Linked DNA regions of Homo sapiens: region 2 is linked to region 1. Evidence: read pairs that join two places in POLR2A ChIA-PET (ENCODE). Cell type or tissue: HepG2. All regions are shown on one strand.

What was found. Peaks named below come from ENCODE experiments on the same cell type or tissue, not always from the same donor. Only the 100,000 strongest peaks of a DNase experiment are listed, where the experiment ranks them.
Region 2: POLR2A ChIA-PET joins it to region 1 with 5 read pairs; 2 of 35 experiments call an interaction of 5 or more read pairs at or near these places.

The regions. Positions count from the first base shown.
Region 1 is chr9:89,555,229-89,557,728 of GRCh38, forward strand. LOC124902207 (a long non-coding RNA gene) reads left to right here. Exons shown (of 2, transcript XR_007061655.1): 2 at 276-1,915. Among named protein-coding and RNA genes, the nearest start is that of GADD45G, 49 kb to the right of the region's middle. In HepG2, no CTCF peak of the experiment used is centred here; a DNase peak (open chromatin) is centred at 1,523; H3K4me3 peaks cover 692 bases.
Region 2 is chr9:90,009,961-90,012,460 of GRCh38, forward strand. No RefSeq gene overlaps it. Among named protein-coding and RNA genes, the nearest start is that of MIR4290, 12 kb to the right of the region's middle. In HepG2, no CTCF peak of the experiment used is centred here; no DNase peak of the experiment used is centred here.

The DNA of each region.
Region 1 (2,500 bases):
CTTTGGCCTCCTCCCCAGTTCCCTGCCCTCCTACTTCCCGGGACAGGCCCTGCTAGCCTGAGGGACCTCACCGAGCACTTCCCTGCTCCTTCACGTGGAAACCCCAAGACACCCTGGGTACTGTTCCACCCATAGGAGCTGGTGTGTCCCGAGGATACTCACTCCCTAACTTTCTGCATTTCAGTGGCTACTCCCTGATATTTCTCTTGTTTGTGTTTATTGTGTGTCAGTTGCACAAGTGGGCACCTTATGTCTTTTTCACCTCTGTTCCCCAGACACTAAAGATGTTCCTGACATACCAAGGCCCTCCGTCAAGTCTCAGTGAAGAAACGAAATGAACCGTGCATGCCTGAAAAGTAAAGATACTCACACAGCTATGACAGGTGTTTGTGGTGTGCTCCACAACCTTTCAGGGCTGGAAATTACACATTTCTTCTCTTTTTGAGATCAAATAAGTTTGGCCCAGCAGCTCTTGGCTTTCCAGGACTACCACAGGCCCCTCTGGGGTTTTCGAAGAACACTGAGGCCTGGCAATTTGAAGAAGGGTCACTGGTCCCCACTCCTCCAGGCTGCTGTTGCTGGCGTGTCCTGCCCATGCAGGAGTAGCCCTGGGAAGTGGGTGCCCTTGGGCACGCTACTGATGTTCCCGCCAAGCCCTCCGGGTGTGCCTCTGTCCCCCTGGGGAGCTGAGTTTGGCTGAGAGCCCCTGATGCCACCTGCCTCTGCCCCTACCCCAGTTCTGGCAGCAGCTTCCCCCTTCCCTTGGGGCACCTGCTCCTCCTCCCTCCCTGACTTGGGTTTGAATCTTGATGAAACAGCTGGCTGACTAGGGACACGTGTGCCTTACCTCCCTTCACCTCAGCTTCCTCCTCTGTAAGATAAGGACCCTAATGCCATGTGGCAGGTTGTGAGAGGATTAAATAAGGAAATGCACTTCAAGTGTTTAGCTTAGAGTCTGGGGCCTAAGATGTGGTCAGTTAATGTTAGTTAAAATGAAACCAAGGAAACCCCAGCTGTGCAGGACAGACATGATTAGGAGGGAGCAGGCATGCCTGCTACGGGCAGGTCAGAGGTGGCTTGGGGTCAGCGAGTCGACTTCCTGGAGGAGGTGGTCCTGGAAGGACAGATGGGATTTGAATGAGGCACAAGGGTGGACAGCTCCAGGACCAGGGGTCAGCCTGGCATCCCTCACCTGGAAGGTCAGCTGGGAGGTAGTGGAGGTGGAGTGCTTTCCGGCGTGGAAGGTACTGGCTGGCCCGGTGGGGGTGTTCTGACTCTGCAGAGGGGGAGTGTCATCCCCAGCTCAGACGCTGTTGTGATGTCACCGGCAGCACCCAGCACTTCCCCACCTTTGCCCTCTAGGGTGGGTGAGCTGCAACACAGGTTGCAGTGGCCCAGGGGGAGGGGATCATAGACCATAGACTGCCCTGGACTTGGGCTGTTTCCAGTGTGGGGCTACCGGGAACAAAGCTGCTATGAAACTTTGTGTGCAAGTCTGTGTGTGTGTGTGTGTGTGTGTGTGTGAGAGAGAGAGAGAGAGAGGACTTCCATTTCTCTTGGGTAAGCACTAGGAGTGGACTTGCTCAATCAGACGTGACTAATGTTTACTTGTACCTTGTACAGGAAATTGCTGGGAAGTCTCTTGAGAGCAGTGACCATTTCCCATTCCCGATAACCGCATGTGGGGGTCCTACACCAACCCACCACAACCTCACCGATGCCGAGCGCTGTTGCGCATTCACACTCCGGTCACTCTCGTGGGTGTGCCGTGGCACCTTCATGTGGTTTGAATCTGCACGTTCCTGTAGGTGAACCGTGCTGAGCCTTTCTTCATGTGCTTATTGGCCAAGGGTGTTCATTCCTTTGTGAAGAATGTGTTCAAATCTTTTGCTCATTAAAAAAAATTCGTTGTTGGTCTTTTTGTTATTGAGTTGTATAACTTCTATATATATATATATATATATATATATACACACACACACATACATACATACACACATATATACATACATATATATATATATATATAAATTTGTTGTTGCTTTTTGAGATGGAGTCTCACTCTGTCACCCAGGCTGGAGAGCAATGGCATGATCTTGGCTCACTGCAACCTCCGCCTCCTGGGTTCAAGGTATTCTTCTGCCTCAGCCTCCCGAGTAGCTGGGATTACAGGCACCCACCACCACGCCTGGCTAATTTTTGTATTTTTTAGTAGAGACAGGGTTTCACCATGTTGGTCAGCCTGGTCACAAACTCCTGACCTCGTGATCCACCTGCCTCGTCCTCTCAAAGTGCTGGGATTACAGGAGTGAGCCACCACACCCAGCCTTTATATATTTTTGATGCCAATTCTTTGTCATAGTTGATCCTTATTCTTCGTGGATTCCATATTTCTGAATTCATTTACTTGATAAAATGTACTTATAACCCCTAAGTCAATACTGTGGACGATTTTGTGGCCATTTGTGGGCACACACAGAGCCCTGAGACATTGGAGTTG
Region 2 (2,500 bases), 450 kb after region 1:
ACGTGCGTGCTGCTAGCCATGCCTGTATCCACCCATGAATTCCTCTTATGCATTGTATTTTGGAGTAAGTTGCAGACGTCAGTTACATTTGTTTTTCATTGTAATATTTAATTAATTTAATTTAATTTATTTTTTTTTGATGGAGCCTCACTCTGTCCACTAGGCTGGAGTGCAGTGGTGTGATCTCCACTCACTGCAACCTCCAACTCCCGGGTTGAAGCCATTCTCCTGCCTCAGCCACCTGAGTAGCTGGGATTACAGACACGTGCCACCGCACCCAGCTAATTTTTATATTTTTAGTAGAGACGGGGTTTCACCACGTTGGCCAGGTTAGTCTTGAACTCCTGACCTCGTGATCTGCCCACCTCAGCCTCCCAAAGTGCTGGGATTACAGGCATGAGCCACCGCCACTGGCTTTTTTTTTTTTTTTTTTTGAGACCGAGACTTGCTCTGTCACCAGGCTGGAGTGCAATGGCGCGATCTTGGCTCATCGCAACCTGTATTTAATTAATTTTAAAGTTTCAAAGGAAGTTAATGAAAGGCATGATATTTTGTAATTACCAAAGGGGCCATGGGTTAAAACAAGCTGAAGAATAGCAGCTAGAAAACATGTTTTCCACTGTGAAGGCTGAGCTGTCTGGCCCTTAAGGAAGACAGGATAGTTATAGAAACATATTTGGTGGCCATGGTTAGTCCATCAAGGTCGGAAGACTCCAGCAGGTAGAGTCTGCGGCGCGCATCAGGAATCTGGGGGTGGGTTAGGCAGGGTGGATTTGTGAGATTAAAGGCACAGGGCTGAGGGACAACCCAGTAGATGGCACCAAGGACAGAAATGCAACCTGAAAACCAGTCTGGTGGCCTCACTGAAGTCTTGCTCTGAAGCACACAGAGAATGCAGGCCAGGTGTGACAAGCACAAGGAAGAGAGAGCCCGGCACCACAGCAGGAGGGCCCAGCATCAGAGGGACCGGGGGAAGATCCAGAACCTCTGCGGTAGCCACCTCATCCGGTATACCCGGGCTCCCGGGGCACTCACGGGCCAGCGTCCGACCAGACATCAGGGTGCAGAGTGTGGCTGCATGGACCCTTCGTCTTGTAATGATGGCCCTTGATTTGGGGTGGTTACATCCTCTAGGGGCACACCAGAACACTGCGTGTTTGCTTCTCTAGTCTACAAGGATTCTGTGTTCATTCCATTAACAGGGAATGGGCATTGTATGAAAGATGGTTCAGCCATGATGAAAGTTTGGGAAATTCCAGTTAAATCTAACAAGTTTCTTGACTATAGGACTTCTTAGATGTTTAGTGCACGATGTGGAATATGAATATCTAAGAAAGTAATGTATTATGAGGAGTTTCCCAATATTTCCACCCTCCATGGTTTGTAGCCTCTTTGGGAACTCATTTTTAGCACACGGCCCTAAGCTATCTGGGGTATCATTTGTTAATGCAGCTCACAGGACTCCATTGAGTTAAATTAAAGCTATATTCAGGGCAGAAAAAGAGAAAGCAAACAGTGCTTCAGACAGACAACAAGGCGTGGGGCAATCACACTTTTTCTCACCTGCTTCTTCATCAGAGCCATTCTGGGGGGAAAGACATAGACGTTTCTGCCCCTAAAAAGCACTGACTACCTCGGATCAGTCTAGGCTGCTGCGCGAAGACTTTCCTATTGCCTCTGGCCAGCTGTTTTCTTCTGCGTGGTTGTGGACTGAACCCTCTGCACATTTCAGCCCTGCATCTACGCTGTTTTATATGGCTTGGTTTTCTGAGTGTCAAGAGAAGGTCTAGGCTTTGGAATCAACATAACTTTTTCTTATTTTTTTTTTTTTTTTTTGAGACGGAGTCTCGCTCTGTCACCCAGGCTGGAGTGCAGTGGCACGATCTCGGCTCACTGCAAGCTCCGCCTCCCGGGTTCACGCCATTCTCCTGCCTCAGCCCCCCTAGTAGCTGGGACTACAGGTGCCCGCCACCACGCCCGGCTAGTTTTTTGTATTTTTTAGTAGAGACGGGGTTTCACTGTGTTAGCCAGGATGGTCTCGATCTCCTGACCTCGTGATCTGCCCACCTCGGCCTTCCAAAGTGCTGGGATTACAGGCTTGAGCCACCGCGCTTGGCCCAAAATAGCTTTTTCAAGTTTCCCTGCTCTATGATCATGAATACTTGTCATAAGCTCTCATTTTGTTTTATACACTAGGATTAATGATAAGTAATTAGCAAGAGTTTTATGAGAACGAGAGTTAATATAGATGCTGAGCCCTCCCTGAAATGTCTTGCATATAGTTAAGTGTTCAGTTAATGTACTGATGTGGTAATACAAGAATCATAATTGGTATCATTATCTCTGTTAAGATTTATTTCAAATTTCATAATGAATACTCAAAAAATATCCAGTGACTTGAGCTAGAAAAAAAGAAAAAAGTATTACATTAGAAAAATTTTTAAAGAATTGATTATATTATGTGTTGATTAAAGTCATATGATTTGAGAAAAATACTTTA